2 separate regions of the Homo sapiens genome follow, and region 2 is linked to region 1. The links are chromatin loops, found by intact Hi-C in ENCODE. Cell type or tissue: A673. All regions are shown on one strand. Links, peaks and the distances in the headings refer to the core of each region. The heading gives the core; the rest is flanking DNA. Region 1 overlaps GPC6 (glypican 6). Region 2 overlaps GPC6 (glypican 6).

Evidence for each region. Peaks named below come from ENCODE experiments on the same cell type or tissue, not always from the same donor. Only the 100,000 strongest peaks of a DNase experiment are listed, where the experiment ranks them.
Region 2: it touches region 1 in a loop (4-fold over the local background); 8 of 110 quality-filtered maps call a loop at or near these places.

What each region holds. Positions count from the first base shown.
Region 1 is chr13:94,190,068-94,195,459 of GRCh38, reverse strand. All of the region lies in intron 4 of GPC6 (glypican 6), which reads right to left. Among named protein-coding and RNA genes, the nearest start is that of GPC6-AS1, 4.8 kb to the right of the region's middle. In A673, for the core only: a CTCF peak has its summit at 2,672 (motif pointing right); DNase peaks (open chromatin) are centred at 2,199 and 2,689; H3K27ac peaks cover 1,947 bases.
Region 2 is chr13:94,342,693-94,348,084 of GRCh38, reverse strand. All of the region lies in intron 6 of GPC6 (glypican 6), which reads right to left. Among named protein-coding and RNA genes, the nearest start is that of DCT, 130 kb to the left of the region's middle. RefSeq lists an enhancer at 3,471-4,069. In A673, for the core only: a CTCF peak has its summit at 2,193; DNase peaks (open chromatin) are centred at 2,194 and 2,504; H3K27ac peaks cover 1,839 bases.

The sequences.
Region 1 (5,392 bases), core at 183-5,182:
GATTTGAAACAATCGATTTTATTATTTAAAACCATAATACATGCTTTTGTATGGAGTTTCAGGACTGCAAGCATCTCTGGTCCTCAATGGTTGCACTGAAGTATTCTTATAATCCAAGTGATGTCCTTGGAATTTCAAACCAATTTCCATGCCCACAATGGCTTCTTACTGGGGTTGGTTAAGGGGAAAGGTCTTATACAAGCCCTAACTAGGAAGAAACTGCTGGAAGAACAGGGAAGGAAGCAAAGGAGAGAGACCAGGGAGGCTTTAACTTCTTTGACATCTGCAGATCAGGTGCTTGTAACTGGACATGGGGACACCAGTACTTACCACTCTCTGTTCAAAAGAGACTTAAATAGAAGAGCAGTCACAAAGAAGGTAGGAAAACAGGCTTCTTATTTTGAAAAGAATAAAACTTCAGTGCTCAGTTCCAAAGGCCTTGTTTCTAGATACTTCTTTCTATAATACTTCTCATACTCCTCTTAGATTTGCCCTTGGTTATGTGTGTGTGTGTGGGAAGGGTACATATACACACATAAATACATACTCATATAAATATACTCATCTACAGATACACACACACAAACACACACACACATACACAGATACACAACACATGCTTCTGTATAGAGTTTCAGAACTACAAGCATCTCTGGTCCTCAATGGTTCAGTTAAAGTATTCTTTTTTTCATCTTTAAAATTTTTATTTTCATAAGTTTTTGGGGAACAGGTCATATTTGGTTACATGACTAAGTTCTTTAGTGGTGATTTGTGAGATTTTGATGCACACATCACCCCAGCAGTATACAATAAATACAATTTGTTGTTTTTTATCCCTCGCCACCTTCCCACCCTTTCCCTCCGAGTCTCCAAAGTCCACTGTATCATTCTTATGCCTTTGCATCCTCATAGCTTAGCCCCCACTTATGAGTGAGAACATACAATGTTTGGTTTTCCATTCCTGAGTTACTTCACTTAGAATAATAGTCTACAATCCCATCTAGATTGCTGTGAATGCCATTAACACACACATACAGACACATATGCAAAAACACACAGACATACACACATATGCATACATTGGAGTTGCCAGAAAAAAATGCAGGACACTCTGTTAAATTTGAATTTCAGATAAACACCACTCTCCACATTGTAATTATGTCCAGATATTGTATGGCACATACCTATCCCCAAAAACTTCTAGTTTATCTGAAATTCAAATTTAACTATATATCCTATACTTTTATTGGCTAAATCAGGCAACTTTAATAAATAAATATGTACATGTATGAGTATACATATACTGTACATATGCTACAAGTATATTTAAATCTATATAACTGTATCTGCAATGATATATAACACTCCCCAAATGAGATTAGCAACCTGTCCTTATATATGCCTGTTTACCCTAAATTTCCCATACATCAAAGTAATCATACTTGTCATTTCATCTTCAATATCTGTTTTTCCCACTATATCATAAGCTTCACAATGACTGCAGCTATTACAGACTTACCCCCAGCATAAAACATAGCAGATAAACTACAGAACACAGAATTAATGTGAAAGCCCACATCTAGAATTCCGCCAAAAGCTCAACCTCACTATTAAAAGCAGGGAGGACCTGTTCAACTGTGGACAAAAGCCAAAGTCAGCTGCTGAAAACCATGAAAGAGATAAGGGGTCTAGATTTAAAGAACTTTCACTGCATGACGACAATGATCATATGCATTTCAATGTCTTTATCTCAGTGATTTTCTTTGTAGTCGGGCTAGCCCACTGGGTAACAGCAATTTTGCACACGGGCATTTCTCCTATACCCCAAGCGACACTGCGAACCCTTCTGGCATGTCGCACGCTCACCACGTTCTGTTTTCGTATTCTGGCATGCCGCATGCTCACCAGGTTCTGTTTTCATATGCTACAGCACACTCGAAGAGCATCCCTTTGCCTCAAGTTCTGTTATTATGAGTGCCACTTAGAAATTTTTATTTTTGCCGAAACCATTCAAAGCAGAGGATAAAACACAGAGGTCAGGAATGGCGGCCCCCTCCCACTCCACATTACATTAGCGGCATTTGAAAATTACAGCCTCACCAGCTTGCAAAGGAAATACTACATTTTTCATCTTCGGTGACTCTGATTAAGTAACATTCACTTTGGACCGCTCCTATGGTGACATAGCTCCACTATAAAGGCCTCCTGGGTGGCATTCCGGTCATTAGAAACTATACAAACTATTAGGAAACAGTAGCAGATCTGCTAACCTTTCAAATTACAGTTTCCTCTCTAATTGTGGCAAAGAAGACTGAATTCATAATAGTTTTGAAGTTGGATAAAATAGATATATGTGGAAATACACACACACACACACACACACACACACACACACACGAGGAGTCTCACCGTTTCAAGTGTATTTCTTAGAATGTTTTCCCATAGAGCTCTTAGTCTAACTGTTCTGATCCCCAAAAATAAGGCTTCATTTTTGGTTTCAACAAATTCCCTGGGTCACCTCACATTAAACCATCATGTGTCTATAAACACAGGTTTCAGCAAACTGATGCCCACTGAACTTTAGTGTCTACATGTCTCTACCAGGGACCTGTACCACCAAATTGGGGCTCACCCACCACTTCATTGCCTGATATAAAAACTGAGTCCCCAGCAGAGGGCACAACTGAGGTGCGCAGTAATGTTCTCTGTGCTGTTGACCAGCCCTTCACATTCTCTCAGTTGCCCTTTCCCATGAGGCAGTTTTGGTTAGTACCTCATAATGGCTAAGGCAGGCTCTTTCTCTGCATACAAGTGTACATACATCACAACACCCCAACATATGTCAACATCACAAACATTTAGTCTGCTTGTCTTGAGCTCCTCATAGCATGGGAAATGCAGGCTCATATTTTACTGGCACGTTGACTAATCTTTAGGGGAGATCTGGCATATGTGGGAAGTGATTGACTACGTGGTACCCTTTCCCTTGAGCTAGTACTAACCCAGACCCCAGACATACTCTTGGCATTCCATCTTTCTGATGACATATAAAAATGAGGAGCCACACACTCTGGGCTATTATGGATTCCATGGTGCTTTTAGGAAGACCTGAGGCTTTATCCCCAATGTGGCAAAATGCCAGCTCAGAGAGTAAAGTTCCAAGTACTCAAAATCTTTCTATACTTTATAGATTGTTCTGTTATTTGCTGCAAAGATTAACTAGCATGAAGTAGGGAGCCATTTATCTGTTAACACATTTTTTTTTCTTCCAGAGTTGCCTGCATTTCAGCAGTGGATTTAAGCAACCTCTATGTAAAATATTGCAGCATGCTGAGGTAAGTAAATGCTATGGAAGATAAATTATTTGATGACCAAGTGGGTATTTTCCTATAAACTATTTTTTTTAATAAAAATCATAAAATTGTGAATTGTGAGAGATGAAGGTAGGAGTGAAATATGAGGATAGGTTTCATTTTTGTGCTAATGAGAGGTCTTCTCTTCAAGTATAAGAGGATATTTTTCATATGAATCCAGCACACAAGCTTCTTCTCTATACACCAGGAAACTTAGTTCATATGAGCATCATTTTGCTATTATCTGGGTTTGGCTCTCTAATGTTTTCCATAGCCACTCTATTTGTTACCTTCACCAGTTCCCCTTGGAGATGAAATTGAACATCTCTAACTCAGAAAAGGAGCTCCCCATGGGAAGATCCTCTGCCCTAGTCATTAATAGAAGAGACAGGAAAGGCTGGGGCTGGGAGGATTGGATTTATATAAATGGAAAGATAAGTCTCAATTTTTTTTTTTACTTCCTTCAAACTTGCCTCTACTATTATTTTTTTTTTTTTCCAGCTTAAGATATTTCTTGTTTCCTGCTTTAATCTAAGCTTTGTACAAATGATGACATACTGGAAAAAGAGGCCATTTCCAAGGACATCGCTCACTGTCCTGATGCCGTGCAGTGTACACTTACCGACTCAGCTCTCCAAAGATCCTCTTCTATCCCCATTCACATTTATTCCACACCTTGCCAATGCCTTCAACTCAAACTTGACACTGGCTCAAGACATTTAAAGCCAGTAATCCCTGAGCTACACTTAGCCAGCCCATGCTGCCAAAACTCCCATAAAATGTCTCAGAATCTCATGGAATACCAAGAAGATTTATATTCAGCCTTAACTTGGGCAATCTTCACCTAGCATTTCTAGTATCAACTCATTTCTTATGAAATGTTCAAGTCTGTCAGTGAAGGTGCAATATCATACATATGTATAAATAATGAGAGAGCTTCTTAGGTGCCACATGTAAAATCCAGTCTTGTTACTTCATCGTTGCAGCTTAAAGAAAGCTCTTTTGTCTCCTTCTTTGGGAAATAATCCAAAACTCATAGAAATTTATAAGAATGGTACAAAAACATTTGTATACTCTTTATCCAAAATCACCTATTGTTAACATTTTGCCTCATTTGTTTCTGCTGCTTGCTGTCACTCTCTCTCTTATATATATATGTGAGATAGTATACACATTACTACTTACATACTAATATGTACCACTTATATACTAATATGTATCACTTATACTACTGAAGAATAATATTTGAGAGTATATATATGAGAATGTATTCATATATGCTACTCATATGTTAACATATATAACTTTTGAGATAATTCTCACTATTTGAGAATTAGTTACACACATCGTGGCCTTTTACTCCTTAATACTTCAGGGTGTATTTCCTAGGAACAAGGATAACCTCTTACACACCCATACTGCAGTTATTAACTTTAGTAAATTGAACATTGATACAATACTTTTACGTAACCTACTGTCTGAATTCCAACTTTGTCAACTGACCCAGTCAAATCCTTTCAACCATTTTCTTTAGCCCAGGATGAAGACTAGGATCCTGTATTCCATTTCATTGCCATGTGTCCTCAGTGTCCCTCAATCTGGAGCAATTCCTTAGTCTTTCTTTGTCATCAACTAAAGTGATGGATCATTTGGTGTGCCAGGCAGTAGATCACATGCCTCAGCAGCCTGGAGAATGCTGCTGTATTTTCAGTAGGCAACACATATGAGATGATCATAATGTGGATGTCATTTCACTAGGAAAAAGTAAAATTTTTTCTGCATACTTTTTTTTTTTTTCAGAGTCTTGCTCTCTGGCTGGAGTGCGATGGCACGATCTTGGTTCACTGCAACCTCCGCCTCCCGGGTTCAAACAATTCTGCCTCAGCCTCCTGAGTAGCTGGGATTACAGGCACCCACCACCATGCCTGGCTAATTTTTGTATTTTTAGTAAAGACAGGGATGGCCATGATGGCCAGGCTGGTCTCGAACTCCTGGGCTCAGGTGATCTGCCCCCCTTGGCCTCCCAAAGTGTTGGGATT
Region 2 (5,392 bases), core at 197-5,196, 150 kb before region 1:
GGACGATGTCTAACTCCAGGCTATATTTTATGATGCAGTAATGTCCTTCATGGCACTTGGCAATGACTGGAATCAGATGAACGGCTGCATAGAACCTGATCAACCTGGGCAGTGACGGGAGATAGATGCTGTCCGCATGCTTTTCGTAACATCTGCCTCTCGCACATCGGGTACCCACCCGCTTTGGTGAACAACTGAACCATTTAACGGGCCTCTTCAGGTTTCACCCAAACTATCCCAAACATGGTTGTTATGCAAGGAAGTAGCTTGATTAAATGTGGAGTATATTTCCACTGCAGTTTTTTGTGTAGCTTTATTTAAAAGAAGTCCTCATCCAAATCTCTACATTTATGTTTGATAACAAGGTACCTTTTCATCACTTTTGAATAAATCATAGTGAGTAAGGAAAACAAAAGGAAAGACCTTACTTCCAATGGCCTCATTCATATTCCTAAATTATTTTAAAAAATCATATTACATTATGTCAAATCAATTTCTGTCTATAGGTGATTTAAAAAATACTAGTGGATTCATTTTCATCTCAAAGAAAAATTCAATTTCTGTTTTAGTATGAAATTATTAGTCATGATATTTGGCTGGGTAACTTCTGAAAGGAAATTATGCTGACCAAAAATCTGTCTGTCAAGTATATCATACTCCATCAAAGCACATAGTCCTGAAAAGTTATATTTGAAAACTAGGGGAGCTTTCAGGACAGTTGTTTCATTTTGATCATCTTTCCTACAAGAAGTTGCAGAGGTTTTGGACTTTGTCACTTAATTTATTTCCAATCAAAAATCAGCAGGACTCCCAAAAGACCATTTTGGGTATGAGAAGAACATGATCTGGGTGGTTCAGAAGAACCATCCTGGATATGGGAAGAACAAGAGACCATGATCAACACTACAGTTCAGATAGCAGTGTTCAGGAACTCTCGAATCGTGCATCTGAAATGCTCAAATATAACATCACCCCCAGTTCCTTGAGCTCACCTCCAACGAACAAAATGACATGTAAACAAACTAGGTATTGAAGAAGAAAAAAGGAAAATTATACTCATGATGCTTCTTTCTGTTCACCCCTGTTAGTATTATGCTATGGGTGGAAAGGCTGCTGTGGAAAATAATGAACTAGATGAAAGTGTAGGATGTTGAGCAGTGAGAGACAAAGCTTACAGTCATCTCTGGAAGTGTCACTCTCTTTACTTCTTACTTGCCAGGTAAGCTCTCTTCATTTTTGTTTTCATGCTTAGTCTCATCCCTCCTTCACTCTCCCATCAAGACCTCCCCCTGTCTCCATGGTGTCCTACCTCCCACGCCAAAGGGTGACATAGGTATTGCAGTGAATTTTTTTTTTTTTTTTTTTGAGAGGAGTCTTGCTCTGTTGCCCGGGCCGGAGTGCAGTAGCATGATCTCGGCTCACTGCAACCTCCGCCTCCCAGGTTCAAGCAATTCCCTGCCTCAGCCTTCCGCATACCTGGGATTACAGGTGCCCGCCACTACGCCCAGCTATTTTTTTTGTATTTTTAGTAGAGACGGGTTTTATCATGTTGGCCAGGCTGGTCTCAAACTCCTGACCTTGTGATTCACCCACCTGGGCCTCCCAATGTGGTGGGATTAGAGGCGTGAGCCACCGTGCCCGGCCAGTGATTCTTGTTAGAAGTGAAACTTCAGAACATCCATCCACATGAGTGGAACATCATGAAGCAAGATGCTGGTTCCTATCAGAGGAATCTTACATAGCGCAGCATTCAACATGTAATGAGATTAAGAACTCACACTCCCCCCATCCTCAACAGTCTGCAAATTCATAAATGCCTGTTATGGGTTGAATTATGTTTCCTAAAACATTACCTGGAAGTCTTAATCCCAGGAACCTCAGTATGGAAGGTGAGAAATAACGTCTTTGCAGAGGTAATTAGTTAAGATGGGCTCATACCAGAATAAAGTGGGATCTTAACCCAATATGACTGGTGTCCTTATAAGACAAGACCACAGACACAGACATGCAGGGAAATGCCATGTGATGAGGAAGGCAGAGGCTCAAGTGCTACAGCTGCAAGCCAAGGATTTTCCAGGGTTGTTGGGAAATCCACTAGAAGCTTAGAGAAGCTTCTAGTTCTAGAAGTTTCACTAGAAGCTTAGAGAAGGCCTGAAATAGACTCTCCCCTAGATCCTTCAGGGGGCGCATGCTTCTGCTGCTACCTTAATTTCAGACGTCTAGGCTTCAGAACTGAGACAATACATTTCTCTTGTATTAAGCCACTCCGTTTGTGGTACTTTGTTGTAGCAATCCTAGGAAGCTACAGTGCTCTTTAGCAAAAATAATAATGATACCAACAATAACAACAACCTGTCGCATATGTCCAGGAGCCAGCCCTGACAGGTGGATGTTCTCAAGAGAGCTGAACAGCTTTCCTACACTGTACCTCTTGATTCCCAGAGCTGGGTCTGCCTGAGCCTCTAGCAAACTTAGACCCACGTGTTTTTCATTAAGCATGTAGATGGCACTATGCCCCTTTTAGAGAAGGATCGTAACTCTGCAATGGGCATGTTCTTTCATGTTCATGTTCTTAGATCTGAGGAGCCCTAAATAAAAGTAGATGAACAGGACATTCTCTGCCATGCACTAGTAACGATTTGGTAAATTGAATCATATTTTAAGTACTCAGAGGGAGCTTGCTATTTAAATTCTTTTGCAAAGTAAGTATGACTTTTTCTTTTCCCCCCCAAAATCAGATTTTTGGATCTCAGTTTTCTTAAAGTAGGGAGCACAGCCCTGTATTAGATACTATTACAGGGCAAGATATATATATAAAACTTGGTGTCAGGTTAAGAAAGACAGAAAAATATTGACCTGCAGGTGTCTTCTGAGACATTATAGTCTGACAAATTTGAAATAATTCGACTAAGTGCTTTTTGCTAGCAGATTTTAAATTGAGAAACAGGGTGAATTTTATTATCTGCTTCAAACGTTTGAGATTCTATAAATATAGACCAGTTAATAGACTTGTTTTATAAATGTAATAATAGTAGTGGTAATTTAAGAATATTTTATTTTCATATCCCAGTCCCACTTGACTGCTAGGAGCCCATATTTTTCCAAAAAAGGAAATTTCTTGGAATGTTCTGAGAGCTTAGGATAAAACAGGAACAACTTTAATTCAACAAAGAGAAAAGCCAAAGCAGAGGAATTTACAGTTAATTCATGGATTAATCCAGAATATATTGAATAAGTACCATGGGCTTCCACTAGTAGAATCTTTTCAAGTGTAATTTTTATCCTTATAGAGACAGAGTTGCCTATTAGTGACAAAGCATATCGACAAAGAAAGGGTTAAATAGTTGCAGATAGTGTCAGTGTCCAAATACTAAAAATAGTGTGCAAACAATAAATGCTCGGTGTTAGCGGGGGCTGGAGATACTCCTGGGAAGGGATTCGGTCTGTTGCTCTGATATTCTCTGCAGACATGTCCTTGACTCATTTCGGGGCAATGACCAGTCACGAAGAGTAAAATTATCAGTCATGAAGCTTCAGGATGCTTTTGCATGCACATATGTGCAAAAAAGCATTTATGAGTGCGGCAAACTCAAATTTCCAGATTCTGGGGAAAGAAAAGTCTGTGAATTGAAAATCATCCCTCCTGTGAGACTAAGACTGCTTCGTGGAGATTGTTGTTTCATTTCAAGCTCATGTGGAAGACTCCTTCCTTGGTTCCAAGGGGCTTTTCCTTCCTAATTCATTGTTAATTCAAACCTGAATGTTCACATTCTCCCCTTAACAAAACATTCTTTACATTTCTAAAGGTTCACACAGGGCAGGGCCTAGGAGGCATGGGAGGCATTTGCTTATGTGATAAATAAAATATCAAAATTTTCCATAAAGATAAGATCAATATTGTTGATTTTTTTCTTTTTGCCTCTGAGCCCATTTTAGTCCTGGGTTCACAAATTATTGGTTGTGAGAACACCGTCAATAAACATTAGCCCTGTGTTTAAAACATCCTTAATTCTTTTCTGAGGAGGAAAAGTTTTTAGTTAAAATAATAATGATGGGCCAGGCACAGTGACTCACACCTGTAATCCCAAAACTTTGGGAGGCTGAGGCGGGAGGCTCACTTGAGCCCAGGAGTTCGACACCAGCCTGGGCAACATAGTGAGACCTGGTCTCTACAAAAAATACAAAAATTAGCTGGGCCTGATGACACACGTCTGTAGTCCCAGGTACTCAGGAGGCTGAGGTGGGAGGATCACCTGAGCCTGGGGAAGTTGAGGCTGCAGTGAGCTGTGATTGCACCACTGAACTCCAGGCTGGGCCACAGAGCAAGATCCTGCCTCAAAAAAAAAGTTAACAACAATAACAAGTTTTAAACAAGCTCTCAAAGTTGATTCATTCCCTTATTCTTCAACAAATATATTTCCTGTGCCTCTGTTGTGTCCTGAGCCCCTTGTAACACATGCGAGACCACTTCATAAGCCTTAATAATCCTAGCCTTAATTTTCTATTTTCCCTATTTCATGCTCTTCGACTTTCATTTTCTTATTCCCAGTTTTGGTCCTGGAGGATGCTGACGTGAAAGGAACAGCATGAGTCTTATGCACTCAGTTCTTTTTCTGTCCCTGTATCTGGATTACCCTACTTAGTAAGCTAAACAACCTCGTGCTGATTCAGAGCCAAAGGAGGGATCAGCCCCATGAAATGAGAGGCCGTGTGCTTTTGTGCGGAGGCAAAGGCTGCGGGCTTCATTAGAGATGGCTGTGAAGGAATCCATGTAGCCGGTGTCACTTATGATGCAGCAGGCTCTCCTGGCAAAAGGAGAGTCATTTATAGTTCAGGGCTTCTCCTGGTGGGTTAAATACCGTAAATCCTTATGAGTAATGCCAGAGCCATAGAATCAATAAAAACCAAAATGACCTTCACTCAGCCTGCCCTCGAAGTGGATGATCCCGGAGTGATAGACACCTCGTTGCTACATGGGGGAAATGTAATCTGGCAAAAATGACAAGGATCACTTCTGTGTTACTTTATTCTCTGCCTTTCTCACTTTTAATCAGTTCTGGCAGGGCATGAGATTTTCAGATATGTTTTCCAGTTTAATTTGTGAAAAACCTCATACTTCAGGGTGACATTGGCCATCCAGTGAATCAGGAAATCCCTCAAATCTCTTTTGGGAGAGTGTCAGGCAAAATCAGCTGCAACCCTGGACAGCTGCTCTTTGAAGTATTGAACGGGGAGCTGGCGAGACAGTCTAGGACTGAGGATGGGCTTACGAGAGAGACAGGAGGGAGAAGCACAAGGGACCCCGAGGTGCAGGAGGCAACCTCCTGATAAAGTTCCCAACACTGAGGGCCAGAGAAGAAAGTGCACCAGGGAGTGACGGATGGAGAAAGAA